Linked DNA regions of Homo sapiens: region 2 is linked to region 1. A link is a loop called in an ENCODE intact Hi-C map of the cell type or tissue named here. Cell type or tissue: ovary. All regions are shown on one strand.

Region 1 (8,000 bases):
GCACAATGTGCACATGTACCCTAAAACTTAGAGTATAATAAAAAAAAAACATTAAATAAAAAAAAATAAAAAAAAAAAGAGTGAAAAAGTTGGGTCAAAAGATGAATCTGTTGTACATGTTGGTATATGTCACTGAATTGTCCTCTGGAAATGTGCCAAATCAATAAACTCATAAATGTCTTCTGAAAAAAAAAAAAAAAAAAAAAAAAAAAAAAGGAATAAAGCTTCCCCGCCCAGCCTTTAAAGTCCTTTTCCCCTAAACAATACTCCAAAATCAATGAATCTAGAGATTCTTTGCACCGGAGTGGTTTCCAAATCAATTGACCTCTAAGCTCCAAATGCATTTTGATTCTGCTTCTATTGATCTGAAATAATAAAGGCTATGGAATTGGGATATGGTTCTGGTTTCTAGTGGAGTTTACCTGAAAAACTAGGATACCTTTGACCATCCATATTTCTAGGAAGCCCTCTGACTATCCATATTTCTAGGAAACCCTTTGACCATCCATATGTGGCTACTTTTTTATACATACAGTACTCATGCAAAATAAACAGAAAAATAAAAGAGTAAATCCCAACTTCCAGGTGACAGTTTACAGCATATCTGGCAACTACGTGGTAGAGTTTAGTGGGCCTGCCAGAGTCCTTGTGTATGCCCCAGACATAGGCATACACACACAGAGCTCAAGAAAGCTGCTCAAGAAAATGACAGTCTTTTTTTTCTTTTTCTTTTTCTTTTGGGGGGAACTTTCACTGGTATAGAACTAACTGGGCACATAATGGGTAAGGACAAACACTGAAACTTTTTTTTTTTAAGTTAAAAAATTCCAGCTGGGCATGGGGTGGCTCATGCCTGTAATCCCAGCACTTTGGGAGGCTGAGGTGGGTGGATCACCTGAGGCCAGGGGTTCAACACCGGCTTGGCCAACATGGCAAAACCCCATCTCTACTAAAAATACAGAAATTAGCCAGGCGTGGTGGTGGGCACCTGTAATCCCAGCTACTTGGGAGGCTGAGGCAGGAGAATTGTTTGAACCCGGGAGGTGGAGGTTGTAGTGAGCTGAGATCATGCCACTGCACTCCAGCCTGGGCGCCAGAGCGAGACTCTGTCTCCAGAAAAAAAAAAAAAAAAAGTTAAAAATTCCATGTTCAGAAAGCAAGAGACACGGTGTTATTTTCTCCAATTCTGAAAGCTCCCAGTGGTGACAGCATCGTTAGCCATGTGTAACATGTGCATCCAGGCAACTGACTGTCACCAGACTTCTCCATGGCCTTACTCAAACTGAGTAAGCTGGTAGTATTTCCTAAGAGTTGTCACTCAGTTGTGAAAACAGAGAGCTTTTTGTTTTTTGGAAAATCCTGATCAGCCGAAATGACTGGGTGGTCAGCCTTGCCCATCTTTTGGCTACTTAGATAAAGGCTTCTTTTCCCAGGCAAGGAGAGAGATGATGGTTAACTTGCTTTTTAGACTGAGGTCATTGCTATTCGCTGGTGTAATGAATAAGCTAGACGTTTAAAAACAAAACAAAACAAAACAAAAAACCTCCTTTCAAAAGCAACCACATTTTTCTCTTCTCTGGAAATGAACAGAACGCGTCATGAACAGAACACGTCATAATTTTTTAAACATCCATCAGTGCCCATGAAAAAAATTTTTAAAAATAATCTGAATCTCACTTGTTTATTGCCTACAATATCAATCAATGGCTTAGGTATCTCTCCGTGTTCTATTACTTCTCACCGCTCTTAATTCATGAGGTCAAACAGAATCTTAAAACATCATTAAAAAATTTCCTCCCTTTCCATGTCTCAAGGTATCTGTAAATGGACAATTTGGGTGTGCTGAAATCAAATGACTGACCAAGGCCCATAACTGTGATCACAGGTAAAATGTTTTTCTGCTTTGCCAAAAATCCGAGTTTCCTTTGCTCTCTCTGTCAAGCTGAAAGAGCCCTCCCAGACCGAGGGGCCAGGTGGAGAGGCCACTCACACCCGCCCTGTGCCGGTCTACCTTGGATGGCCTCACCAGGGCACGGTTCCCGGGGTGGTGACTCAGCTCTGGAGGACCACCTGCTGCGTGGGGGTTGCTGCCTAGCAGGTCACTGCCAGTCACGAGGGCAGAGAGACCCAAAGGATCAGAGAACAGCTCTGAGCAGGTCAAGGGCAGTGCCAGAAGGAAAGCCTTTGTTTACAGAGGGAAAGATCCTGCACCTTGAAGTGAGGCATTAAAGAGTAGAGGGGCTTTGCACCTGCATCCTAAGCCTCTTGGTTCACCACTAAGCCGCAAAGCCACAGGGAGGAAACCACTGGGAATACCATCACAGAAAATGAAGGTAGGGCCACAGGGCACCTCCCACTCTCAAAGGGAAAAGACGGCCCTGGATCATCTTTCTAAAACACCACTTTGATGAAGTCGCCATGGTTTTCTAAAGTAATAAATGGCAGCCACTACCTGCAAGATAACAGAGTGCATTTGAAACCTTTCCACCACCTAAGTCCAACCCACCTTCAGGGCATTCGCTCTACTTCCTTAGATAAAGCCTCTGCTGGGGTTAAGATGTTCTGTCTCCGCTGCCCCCACTCTGCAGGCTTTCTCCTCCCGCTGGCTGGTGCAGAGAATGGGGGAGCCATTAGGAGCCACAGACACTGAGCTATTCTACATGGAATTCTTTTTATTGTTTGATCTATTTCACATGTACAAAGCTTTGACCTTCCAGTTCTAAGAATTCCTACTTAGAACTGGTAGGTTCTAAGAACTCCTACTTAGAACTGGTAGGTTCTAAGAACCTCCCTGGACCGATTCTGGCACATGTCTCTTCTGAACTCACAGAGCTTGTGCCTTAACAATTTAGAGTCAACTGACTTTGCTGTCCTCTCTAATGTGTTAAGTTTCAGTCCGTGACAAACATTGACAAGACGTGTACCTCATCAAGCACTGTAAAGGGAAAGGACATGACCCCTGCGGCAGAGGTCCACAGTCACACAGATGACAGAAATGTGCCCGATGCCTTCCAATGTATGTCACAAACGCGTATTTGACAAGGGAGAGCAGAGACTCTGCAGGTGGTGAGTTTTGCCTGCAGCGCCACAGAAGTCTTCATTGGGGAGCTCCAGGCTGGATTTTAAAGGAAAAGCCGAATTTTAAAGGAAGAACAGGTTAAACACCGAAGGAAAATGGGGAGGAGTGAATGTTTCAAGGAACACGTATACCAAACAACAGAGTGCATTCTCTCCAGCTCTGCAGCTCGGGGTTCCAGGGTCGGGGGTCCCACAAGGTGGGAAGGAGAAGCAGGCCTTATCACGAAGGGCTTTGTAGGACAGGCCGAGTGTGTACGACGTTTGAGGTGGAATGACAGGGCTACGCCCTGTGGAAGGGGCCGACTGTAGGACTGCTCGGAATTGGGAGTTTGACAGGAGAGAGGCACTTTCACAGACATTATCTGGTTTGATCACCACCCCTTCTTGAGCCATATATTTGGCGATTAATTGTGCACTTGTGACATGTTCCTTTCTGCTGTCTGTTCCTTAATGCCCCCTGCTTTTTTGTCTTGTCCCCAGCTGGGCTATCTGTTCCTGGCGGCCACAGAACAATACCTTCTTTAATGGCTCCCACAGTGACCAGCACGTGCCTTAAACTCAGAGCAGGTCAATCAATCAAACTCCTTTTAACTGAAAGTTTAGGATGTGCTTTTGCCACACTCTCAAGTAAGTAAGTAAATTCATCAGCAAATACCAAGTCCTAAAATAATGAATGGTACTTAGGAAACACATAAAGAGTGGTAGAAAACTAGATGGGCTGGGGTCATCCTGTGGAGGCCCTGGACGGCCCGGCTAAAGCATTTGGAACTCCTCTGTAGAAGTGTTTTGATAAAGAAATGATGTGATTGAAGCTATGCTTAATAGAAGATGAATTTGGCAGTAGGATGGGCTGGAGGGAGACAGTCGCTGTGGTGGTAGAAAGAAGAGGTGAAGAAGTGTTGCCAAGCCAGGTGAGAGCGTTTGCTACCATCTGCACTAGCACGCAGCGCCGTTCCTCTAGGGCCCCTGGAGCTTAAGGTAGTTCTTTTCTCACATCTGTCGCACTTAGGAAGATCACATGGTGATGCTGGCTTTTATTCTCCCTCCCTTTCTTCCTTCTAATAATTAGCAAGCAACAGTTATCTGCCAGACACTGTGCTATTACACAAGGGGGAGAGAGATGAAAGGCAGTCTCTACTCTGATGCCTTGTGGGAGAGGAAGAAAAGTATCTGGTTAAAACGCAGCATATTGAATTCTCTGATATGCCCTCCCTCCCTCTCTCTCCCCCTGCTGGCCAGTCTGTCTTCCATTTCTTTCTTTTTCTTCCAAAAAAAGGATCTGAGGCATAATGAAGGAAGTCAGCTAGGAATGGGGAAGAAGGAAGCTAATCTAATGCGAGGAATCCCTGGAGGAGGTGGCACCTGAGATGACTTTCAGGTGAGCAGGTATCAGCCAGAGGAAACCAGGAGGAAGGGAGAAGAGACGTGCGCAGACACAGGCTGGGGCAGAGGAGTGGGCTTAGCGGCCTCCTGAGACATGAGCTGGAACCTGGAAAATGAGGAGCCATGAAAGAGCTTTAATGAGAGAAAGACAATGACATCTACGCTTTAGAAGGATCGGTCTGGAGACAGCAGAAGGGCTTATCGGAAGGTAGTGACTCTGTAGTCAAAGAGATAGCAAAGTACAGATTTGAGAGATGCCACAACAGACGCATTAAGCCCTGGAGCTGGAATGATATGCACACTGAGAGAGTGAGGGAGTGAGGTCCTTGCTGAAGACCTTTAAAATGAGTTTATTTCACCCAGAAGCTCCAGCAAGGGACACACTCACTGCCTTGTGCTGGCCACGAGGTGGCAGCCTCGCACAGCCATTTTAGCAGAAAATGCGTCCCATCCTCACCGGCGCTCACCACCACGTGGGCAGAGCCACTAAAAAAATTCCACCACGGGGACAGGAGCTCTCTGAGCTTGCCCCATAAACACGCTTTTCTCCCACAGAAAGCCTCCACAGAAGCAATGAAAAAGTCAGTTGATTTGGGGAGAGAAGCGTAAAAGCTCGTGCTCTTCAGAGAGCTCTGGGCTGTTTCAGGGTGGCGGCCGAGCCCTCTGACAACTGCGAAGAGACGGAGACAATACAGGCTGGGGATGAAGCGGTTCGATGAAGGGCATTACCCCCAACGAGAACCAACTGGAGAACCAACTCGTGGAGAGCTCGGGCCCCATGACTCAGTCTGACCCGACGCTGGCGAATGCTGCTGAGGACCCTGAAAACCTGCAGGGACCCTGTCCCAGGCCAGCGACAGCCACCCCTCAGGGCCCCTGGTCTCTGTCAGGCAATGCGGGTCATCTGAGGGAGGCTGGGCCACAGATTCCACGTGTAGCTGGGAGGGGTTGCTGCGTCTGGCGAGGCAAGGGCTGCTGTCTAAACTTCCAAGGGAATGGTGTGGGCACCCCAGGAGGAAGGGATGCCCTGACCCCGCTGCATAGTCGAGGGCATGGAGAACCCATCCGACTGTGGCCTTGTGGCCCATCCCCATTCTCTGACGGGCTCATTGTGATTTTCAGCCACTTGCTATTTGCCACTCAGAGGCAAAGCGGCTGCAAGAGGTAGGAGAAAGCAAGAGACTCCCTCACCTGGAATAGAGCATCCACCGCGATCCCAGAAAAGACAAATCCCGTTGCAGGCACTTCAATCCACACAGCAGTCCTGGGATGAGGGTCCTGTTACCATCCCCATTTCACAGATGAGGAAACTGAGGCACAAAGCATGAAGTAACTTGAACGTGCCCAGAGTCACACTGCTAGCAAGGAGCAGAGCTGGAGTTTAGGCCCAGGTGGCCTGACCTCAGAGCTTGTGCACTACCCGCTGCCTGGTACAGTCCACAGAGAGGGGGCCAGTGCCCGGCCCAGAACCACATGCCCTGGGGCTGGAGACAGGTCAGGGCAGCCGAAAGGTGGAGCGCCCTCTCCAGCACTTCTTCCTCACCCCCTGCGGCTTTCTCCTGTGCTCCGACTGCCACCACTTGCTTGGGCAGCCAAGCATGACAAACTGGCCAGCCACCAAGCAGGACTTTTCAGAGGAGGAGTAAAAACCCTTGTATGAACGTACACTCTTCTTGTCACACACAAACGCCCTTCCTTCCACCTTCAAAGGTGATTCTGAGACTGCCCGTTTTTATCTTTGCTTCAGTTGTGCTTGATTTACAGCCTCCTGAGGTGTTTTGTTTTGTTTTGTGTTTTGTCTCTGTCACCCAGGCTAGACTGCAGTGGCGCGATCTCAGCTCACTGCAACCTCTGCCTCCCGGGTTCAAGTGATTCTCCTGCCTCAGCCTCAGCCTCCCAAGTAGCTGGGATTACAGGCACCCGCCACCACACCTGGCTAACTTTTTTTGTATTTTCAGTAGAGACAGAGTTTCACCATGTTGGCCAGGCTGGTCTCGAACTCTTGACCTCAAGTGATCTGCCCGCCTAGGCCTCCCAAAGTGCTGGGACTACAGGCATGAGCCACGCGCCCGGCCTCCCTGATGTTTTTAACTAACATTGCTAGTGGTTTAAGTTGGGCACCGACAAGTATTAGAACGTAATTGCAGAGGTCACGTTGTTTGAACACCGGAACTTCAAGGCGTGCTTGAACCACCTGATCAAAGGAGAAGGGACTGAGGACCAACAGGAGTGGGGCTAAAGGCATCCTTCTGCTCCAGTTTCCTGTGAACCCGCTCCTCTGAGGAAAGGAGTAGTCCCCACGGAAGACACAGGATCCTTCTGGGGGTCCTCCTTGGCCACGTCACACTTCCAGACTGTGTGGCGGGACACTGACCATCAAGCCGACAGACGTGGGTTTTAAAGCTACGCCTTAAAATCAGCAACTCCCTTTCCTCATGAATATTTTAGTGTGTAATATAGAAGATGTTTTTACACTGAATTAAAGTGCCTGCCACTGAATCTTCCTGCTGGAATTATGGGGGGTGGGAGGAGATGGAAAAAAAATCAATGTTTCAAAGCAGTCCTGATGTGCTAAAAATATCTCTCACTTCTCCTTTCATCTGTCTGGTCATTGTCCCAGACGCAAGCTCAGCACAGCCTCGCCCATACAACATGTCGAATCGCTGTCTACCTCCACTTCTTAATCGGACAAAGAGAGAATATTCTTTTTTTTTTTTTCCTTCCTCAGACATTAGTCCAAGATTACAGACTAGGATATAGCAACCTATTATTCAAGAACAGCTTTTAAAGGTAGCTGCTTCAGACTGGCACTTCGGGAAAACTTTGAAAGTAGACTCCTTTTTTTTTTTAATGCTTATTTTAACTATAGATTGGTGATAACGATTCAACCCCAGAGATCCAGCTAACTGTTGGCACAGAAATCCTTAACGCTACTCTCAAGCAAATAAGATCTTGTAAGGGGAAACTCCTGCAAAATATACCTTGTGAACAAGCTGCTCGCACCTCCTCTTGCAGCTGCAAAGATATTCTACTCTATTGCTTAACTCGTGACCTTGAAAAAACTCCACCTTTCCTGCCAGCAGCTCCACTGCATCCACCTGTCCCTACAGGTAGTAAAAGATTAGACAAAACAGAACCACGTTTACACAACACACTTCCGAGCCTCTCTTCCTTCTAGCCCCTGTCCCACCCCCACTCCAAGGTCGAAGTTCATTTCTTGCAGGCTTCACTTTTCAGGATTAACCAACACTGTGCTTTTTCATTCTGCTCAACACCAGTCCTTTGGCCTCACAGTGCTCGCCTGTGTGGAACACGCTGCAGCCACCAGGTCATCTGCTTTAGACCCAGCTCCATGTCAAGTCCTGTTACGGTCCCTCGGGCATATTGTCATGCTCCTGGGCACCTGAAAACTGACAACTGGTTTCAAATTTCTTACAATTTGCTTTTCTGGTCTATCCTTATTTATTCCCCTCACAGTGACATTCATAGGAAGAGGAAGTAGCAGGCAGTCTCTTGGGGACGGGTCTCTCCTGAATACC
Region 2 (8,000 bases), 620 kb after region 1:
GGCTCGTGGGCTGCACTGTCTCCTGGGAGGAAGGGGCCGTAGAGCTGGCTGGCATCTGACTGGAGGTCTGTTGAGTTCTTTGCGAGATAACCGATGACGCTGTCATTGGGAAAACGAGGGTAATGAGAAAAGATGAGTGCACCCTTGCGAGAAGAGGACAATCTTTTCTTGCTCTAATAGTTTTCCCAGGTTCTTTGGTCTTACCTCCCACAGAGACGGAAGAAGTGGACTCCTATGACAAGCCAGTGGAATAACCCGGCAAAGTCACAGCAGCCGCAGCAAACGTTCACTGAGCACTTAACTTTGTGCAAGGGACTGGGTGCCTCAAAGGTACTTTCCTACTGAATCCTCACAATCCTCTGGGGAAGGAATCGGCATCATCCCTATTTCATAAACAAGGAAACTGAGGCTCCGAGGGGCTCAGTGATTTGCCCGAGTTCCTGTGCCAACAATGGCAGGGCAGGGATTCGAAGCCAGGATTATCTCAGCCGGAGCCCGCACTCCTACTGTGTGGCACCCTCCTGTGGAGCGGTGGCCTGCTGACTTCAGACCATATGCCTCTGATATGCAGCAACATCACCAGGAGCGCTCAGAAACTCTGGGTCCACAGGTCTGAGATGGGCCATGATCCTAAGGCTCTTGATCCATAGGTAGATTTTGAAATTGATTTACTAGGTTAAGACAAGCTCTTATAAATAATAAGTAAGTAAGTAAGTAAACAGGTATCGGCCGGGCATGGTGGCTCATACCTGTAATCCCAGCACTTTGGGAGGCCAAGGTGGGCAGATCACCCGAGGTCAGGAGTTCAAGACCAGCCTGGCTGACATGGTGAAACACTGTCTCTACTTGAAAAAAAAAAAAAAAAAAAAAAAAAAATTAGCTGGTGTGCTGGTGCACACCTGTAGTCCCAGCTACTCGGGAGGCTGAGGCAGGAGAATTGCTTGAACCCGGAGGTGGAGGTTGCAGTGAGCAGAGATCATGCCACCGCACTCCAGCCTGGGTGACAGAGCGAGACTCCATCTCAAAAATAAATAAATAAATAAATAAATAGGTATGAAATAGAAACTATTCCCCTCTCAGGTTCAAGCAATTCTCCTGCCTCAGCCTCCTGAGTAGCTGGGATTACAGGCGCCTGCCACCATACCCAGCTAATGTTTGTATTTTTAGTAGAGACAGGGTTTCGCCATGTTGGCCAGGCTGGTCTCGAACTCCTGACCTCAGGTGATCCACCTGTCTCGGCCTCCCAAAGTGCTGGGATTACAAGGCATGAGCCTTTTCAGAGCCATCACGCCTGGCCCTGAAAAGTTTCTTGGTGCTTGAAGAAAACCAGGCATTACTTACGTAGGGTGGTGGTCATCCCCGGGCTTGTGAAGGTGTAGCCAGGGATAGCCACAGTGCTTGAACTGCTTGAAATTTTCATAAGATGGTCATGTCCCGAGCTTGTTGGGGTGGCCACAGGATGCGTCGAAGTGGGTTGTCGGGGGCTAAGTGGACTTGTAGGGTGAGGGGTCGTCAGATGTTCTGCCTTAGTGGATGTGAGGTCTGTGGTCACACTGTGGCTGCTTTTCCCCCCAGAGTTTGTTGTATCTTCTGCTCCATTCTGGCTGCTTGTGGTGTTAGGTTTAGCTGTGGCTGTGGAGGTTGCAACTGTAGTGGTGTCTGCACTTTTTGTGCTCTTGGGGCTCTCGATGGTGGTAGTAGGGTTGCCTGAGCCGCCTCCTCTAGCCACGGTAGTGTTGACTGGGCCTGAGACTTGCTGAGCCAGGGTTGTAGTCCCCGGTGAGTCACTGGATACACCAAGGGTGGTCGCCTTGACCGAGGCCAAGATTTCGTTGGCCTTGGAAGTGGGGACTGTGCTCTGCTGGGCTGTATCTGTAGCCATGATGGTGACACTGGATGCTGGAGTCGGTGCTGTTTTGTTAGATGAGTCCGTAGTAGTCTGGGTTGCTGTTTGTAAAGATAACAGAGAATGGAGTTAGGGCTGGGAGGCTTCCTCACCACGCTTCTCCAGCTCTTCCCCAGGATTCAGAGGCCTTGCTCGCAGCCCTGCTGTCTGCCTTGCTAAAGGCCTGGGTCTTTGGTGAATCCAGAATTTTCGGAGGTTCAAGAAACCTCTTTTTTCTGTCTTTTTTTTTTCTTCTTCCTTTTTGTGGAGAATGGGGTCTTGCTATATTGCCCAGGCAGGTCTTGAACTCCTGGGCTCAAGCTATCCTCCCGCCTCTGCCTCCCTCAGAGCTGGGATTACAGGCGTGAGCCACCACGCCTGGCATGAAACCTCTAAGAGGGCAGCTTGGAGTGCAGCAGGGTCAGAAAAGCAAAATTCTGCTGAAGGCGAGCCCAGGCCAATGAGGCCCACCACACGTGGAGGCTGTCATGCATGCCCTGCCCTCCCCGTCCAGCCCCACACACATCCCCTTTAAGTTTCTCAATATGCTACCCCAGAACCAGCTGCCAGGAACACCTCTGTCTCCTCCTCCCCAGCTCCCAGGCACGTGGCCCACAGAAAATTCCACAGACTAATGCTTCCTGAACTGCCCTGGCCCTGTTCTGAGCTTAAGCAAAAAAGACATGGGCCCTGTTCTCATGGAAGTTATATCTAGGAGAAACTGATGATAAACTGAAATTACACAAATTACTATTTCAGTACTAGGTGAGCTGTGCCAAGAAAGAAAGGCCGAGTGCCCGGACTGCATGCAGCATGGTGGCTTCACCTGTCATTTCTTGAGGAAATAGGATCTGTGTCAGGCAATGGAGACACAATGGTGAACACGACACAGAGAGTCGTACCCTCAAGAAGCTAACACTCTGGTGGGGAGGCAGAGACTAACCACCTGGACAGAGCAGCCGTCAAATCTGCTTACTACACGGAGGAAGTGAGGAAGGAAATGATGCAGAGACGAGCGGGGAGGGACCATGTCGAATGAGGGAAAGAAAGGCATCTCTGCGATGATGGTTAAGCTAAGCCCTGAAGGATAGCAAGGAGAATGCTGTGTGAAGAATGGGAGGAGAAGTGTCCCCAGCAGAAGGAACAGAATCTGCAAAGCCCCCGAGTAGGGAAAGCTGCTGACAGAAGACAAGCAGGAATGGAGTTTGGTAAGGAGGGGTCAGGTTCAGGGCTGAGAAAATGCAGGGTCTTATGACAGTGATAGCAACTGAGCGTCCAAACCAGACATTTTTGAGAATAAAAGGCCCTCTTAAAAATCACATTCAGCCGGGTGTGGTGGCTCATGCCTTTAATCCCAGCACTTTGGGAGGCTGAGGCAGGCAGATCACTTGAGGTCAGGAGTTACAGACCAGTCTGGCCAATATAGAGAAACCCCATCTCTACTAAAAATAAAAAATAAATAAGCTGGGCGTGGTGATGGTAGTAAAGTAACTGGGCGTGGTGATCCCAGCTACTTGGGAGGCTGAGGCAGGAGAACGGCTTGAACCCGGGAGGCAGAGGTTGCAGTGAGCCAAGATGGCACCACTGCACTTCAGCCTGGGCGACTGAGCAAGACTCCGTCTCAAAAAAAAAAAAAAAAAAAATCACATCCTACGCAGAAGAAGGAGACATAAGATCATACTCCTCAGAGGCCAACATGCAGATTCCAGATTTTATTCTTGGTGCAAAAAAGAAGCCACTGAAGGCATTAAAGCACAGAAGTTTTATAGGATGACTTACAGAGAAACCTGTTCCTGCTGCTTTGGGGAATGCAGACTGGAAAGAAGAGTGTGTGGAAGAGGAAAGAGAAGTTAGGAGGCAATCACAGTAATCCAGATGGAATGAACAGCGTTGGCCACAGGAAGCTATTGACACTGGAGACAAAAGGTGGAGAGAGTCAAGACTGTTTTGGAGATCAACTGCTTGTTGATGTCCTAAGTGAGGGAAGAAGAGAATCTAAGGTGATTCCTAGTTTTCTGTCTGGAGCAGAAGGGAGTGGTGGGAAGGGGGCTGATGGCTGCATCCCGTACTCTGTGCCAGCCAGCACCCATACCATTTCTCTATATTTGGGAGTTCCGCACCCCGTGAGACTTGATGGCAGCAGAATCTGCCTCCTATGTTGATGCTCCTATGAAAATGCCAGCTCTTTGCCTTGCCAGCCTCCCCTGGGATGAGCATAAGCAGGTGGCAGTGCCACCATGAACGTGCAGTCTCATTCCAGCCGTGACGGGCTCTGCAGGCAGGAGTGGTGACATCATGCATGGAGGTGAGGCCAAGCACTCATCCTGGGCCGCAGCGCCACCTAGTGCTTGGCATGGGTAAGCAGCGCTGGCCTCCCTGAATCTACAGCCTGGCTTGAGTGAGGTTCAAAGTAGCCCTGCATGTGGCCTCCAGCAATCCCAGCTACTCCATACACTGGACAGTATCCCCATATCTTTTACACACACATTTTGCTACTGAAAAGCAGAAATGTTTATCAGGAGTAGCCGCCAGCAGCAAGACTTCAAGGATTGGTTGTCAGGCCTTACTGGGGACAAAGGGCAGTCAAAATTCTGCAAGTATTAAGGAATACTTGCAAGTGTCCCATGATATCTCAAGGATAAGCAGTCACATTATCACCTCTAATCTAGAGTGAAGTGCCCAGGAAGTGGCTTTGGTGTGGCCCAGTGGCTGCTGCCAGAGTATGAAAGGCACACTCACCAAATGTGTTTTAAAAAGCAATACAGGCTGGGTGCGGTGGCTCATGCCTGTAATCCCAGCACTTTGGGAGGCCAAGGCAGGTGGATCACCTGAGGTCACCTGAGACCAGCCTGGCCAACATTGTGAAACTTCATCTCTACTAAAAATACAAAAATTAGCCAGGCGTGGTGGCGGGCACCTGTAATCCTAGCTACTCAGGAGGCTGAGGCAGGAGAATAGCTTGAACCTGGGAGGCGGAGGTGTAGTGAGCCAAGATTGTGCCACTGCACTCCGGCCTGGGTGACAGAGTGAGACACAGTCTCCAAAAAAAAGTGGGGTGGCGGGGGGAACAGTGCAATGTGAGGGTTTGACAGGCATTTTTTCTTCTTAGTAGTTCATAAAGTAACAGTGCTTCTTACTATTGATGGCATCATAGTGTCATCTGGCAAGATACTAGATTGCTAAGGGACTATATCAGCATATTTAGGGAATTAAGAAATTGGTGGGATGATTGTTTTTTGTTTTGTTTTGTTTGTGAGACAGGATCTTGCTCTGTTGCCCAAGCTGGAGTACAGTGGCACAATCAGGACTCACTACAGCCTTGACCTCCTAGGCTCAATCAGTCCTCCCACCTCAGCCTCCGAGTAGCTGAGACCACAAGCACGCACCACCACACCCAGCTAATTTTTTTTTCTAATTTGTAGAGATGAGATCTCACTATAATGGCCAGGCTAGTCTCAAACTTCTAGGCTCAAGTGATCCTCCAGCCTCGGCCTCCCAAAGTGCTGGGATTACAGGTGTGAGCCATGGCACCCAGCCCTGGATGGTTGCTTCTTACAGTGGTGAACAGCTTAAAACAGGATTTGTCAACTCTGAAACTATTGGCATTTTGAACTGGATATTTCTTGTTATAGGCAGTTGTCCTATGCATTATACGCAGAATGCTGAGCAGCATTCCTGGCCTCTGTCTATTAGATGCAAGTAATACACATGCACGCCCCTTTCCAGTTGTAACCATGAAAAATGTCTCCAGATATTGCCAAATGTCTCCTGACGGCGACAAAATCACTGCCAGTAAAAACTACTGGTTTCAAGAAAGAGAACAACAAATTCAAATTCCTAAACCTCCTATAAAAGCACAGACTGAAAACCAGAGACTTTCCAAGAACACATTCAAGGAGTCTCTTTGTTTGCAGCTGAAGGGCTGAGAGGGCCCTTTAAAAGACTTTAAAAGCTTAATTCCGTGAGTTGCCGAATTAGGGTGTTAACTTAATTCATAAGCTCACCAGGTCTCTTATGTGAAAATAGGACCTAGAGAATTTTTTTTTTGAGACAGAGTTTCGCTCCTGTCGCCCAAGCTGGAGTGCAATGGTGCGATCTCGGCTCACTGCAACCTCAGCCTCCCAGGTTCAAGCAATTCTCCTGCCTCAGCCTCCCAAGTAGCTGAGATTACAAGTGCACGCCACCATGCCCAACTAATTTTTTGTATTTTTAGTAGAAATGGGGTTTCACCATGTTAGCCAGGCTGGTCTCGAACTACTGACCTCAGATATTCCGCCCACCTTGGCCTCCCAAAGTGCAGGGATTACAGACGTGAGCCACCGCGCCTGGCCAACTTAGAGAATTAAATGGTGACATGAGAGGGTGTAGATGAATCAGACTACCCATAAATCTCCATCTTCAATGGAATTCACTTGCCAGGAAGCTCTACCACTGCTCTCCTGTAAGATCCTCAATAACCTCACTTCAGCTCATTGGCACCGAAAGCCAAATCTCATCATGATCCCCACTGCTCTTTATTTTCTTCATACCTATAACAACAGTCAGATTCCAATATGTCCCAGGAGGAAAAACACAGACTCTGACCTAGGAGAAGGCTCACACACTAAAAATATCTACAAAAAAACTTGCAAATATTTATGGATATTTAACATAAGGGTGCTGTATCAAAAGGAGGATGATGATAATTTTACATCAGGCTGAATTACCCAGTATGGGTATGCATAGCATAGGTTTTGGATCCAATATGCTGACTCAAGCAGCTACAGGTAGTTCTCATTGCTTTCTTAGTTGGATGACTGAAACCTGGACTCAATGGAAACCTACATTAAATAAAGCTGAGTTGTCAGAAATTCCCTGGAACAATGTATAGGAAGAAATGAAAGTCTTGGCTGGGCACGGTGGCTCACGCCTGTAATCCCAGCAATTTGGGAGGCTGAGGCAGGCGGATCACAAGGTCGGGAGTTTGAGACCAGCCTGGCCAACATGGTGAAACCCCGTCTCTACTAAAAATACAAAAATTAGCCGGGCGTGTTGGCGCATGCCTGTAATCCTGGCTACTCAGGAGGCTGAGGCAGGAGAATTGCTTGAACCCAGGAGATAGCACCACTGCACTCCAACCTGGGAGACAGAGAGATACTGTGTCTCAGAAGAAAAAAAAAAGTCTTGGAGAAACAGAGTGTTTATCATGTATGTCCTGCTCACTCATGCTCTGGTGTGTCATGAGAACTCAAATGACACTCCCTTTACAAGGCTTTAAGCAACATAATTCATGACTTCTGAGATTCACATCTTTCCATGTCTCTGAAATGAGAATGTATTATAAATAATTGTGGGTCACGCTTTGACTGTGGTGCTTTTTTTTCTCTTTTTTTTTTTTTTTTTGAGACAGGGTCTTGCTCCATCACCTAGGTTGTAGTGCAGTGGCATGATACACTGCAGCATCAACTTCCTGGGCTCAAGTGATCCTTCTGCCTCAGCTTCCCAAGTAGCTGGGAGCACAGGTGTGCACTACGACACCTGAGAAATTTTGTAGAAACAGGATCTCCCTATGTTGCCCAGGCTGGTCTCGAACTCCTGTGCTCAAGTGATCCTTCTACCTCAGCCTCCCAAATTGCTGGGATTACAGGTGCAAGCCACCATGCTTGGCTTTTTTTCTTAGTGGTTCATAAAATAATAGTGCATCCTATAATTGATAGTGGCTTGGATTTGATTACATTTGGGATATTGTTAAGAGGACTATTCATATGTTCTGAGAACTCTTGTGGCTGACCTTCACTGGTCAGGTATGTTAATAGGAAATGCTGCTGATTTCAGTGGGGACGGACACCAGGTTCCTTAGTGTAGAGAAAATAACAGAATTTCGTTTCCAGGAAAAAAGGTGTGTGTGTTTCCACAGTGGGCAGCAAGACCAGCGTAGTGATCGCAATGGTCTAACCAAGGCTATTTCGAGCAGCAGCTAACAGCTTGTGTGCTCTTTAGGATCAGAATGGACGGGCAACTCACTGACTTCCTAGGTGTAGGGCCCGCAAACTGGGAACTGTGTTGACTCACAACGATAGAGAACGCAGCCAGTCAACCAGGTCCCAGAACTCGATGTTTTCACAGACTCAGCGTT

What was found. A loop is a pair of places that touch in the nucleus more often than their neighbours do. Peaks named below come from ENCODE experiments on the same cell type or tissue, not always from the same donor. Only the 100,000 strongest peaks of a DNase experiment are listed, where the experiment ranks them.
Region 2: it touches region 1 in a loop (2.7-fold over the local background); 9 of 110 quality-filtered maps call a loop at or near these places.

Annotation. Positions count from the first base shown.
Region 1 is chr7:130,892,271-130,900,270 of GRCh38, forward strand. The region is part of intron 6 of LINC-PINT (long intergenic non-protein coding RNA, p53 induced transcript); the gene reads right to left. Among named protein-coding and RNA genes, the nearest start is that of LINC00513, 17 kb to the right of the region's middle. RefSeq lists an enhancer at 7,520-7,814 and a silencer at 7,760-7,963. In ovary, CTCF peaks have their summits at 4,258 (motif pointing left) and 4,876 (motif pointing right); DNase peaks (open chromatin) are centred at 1,245, 2,031 and 4,901; H3K27ac peaks cover 4,556 bases.
Region 2 is chr7:131,509,487-131,517,486 of GRCh38, forward strand. It overlaps PODXL (podocalyxin like), which reads right to left. Exons shown (of 9, transcript NM_001018111.3): 2 at 1,342-1,947; 3 at 750-845; 4 at 1-99. Among named protein-coding and RNA genes, the nearest start is that of PODXL, 43 kb to the right of the region's middle. RefSeq lists an enhancer at 3,788-4,647. In ovary, a CTCF peak has its summit at 4,229 (motif pointing left); a DNase peak (open chromatin) is centred at 4,225.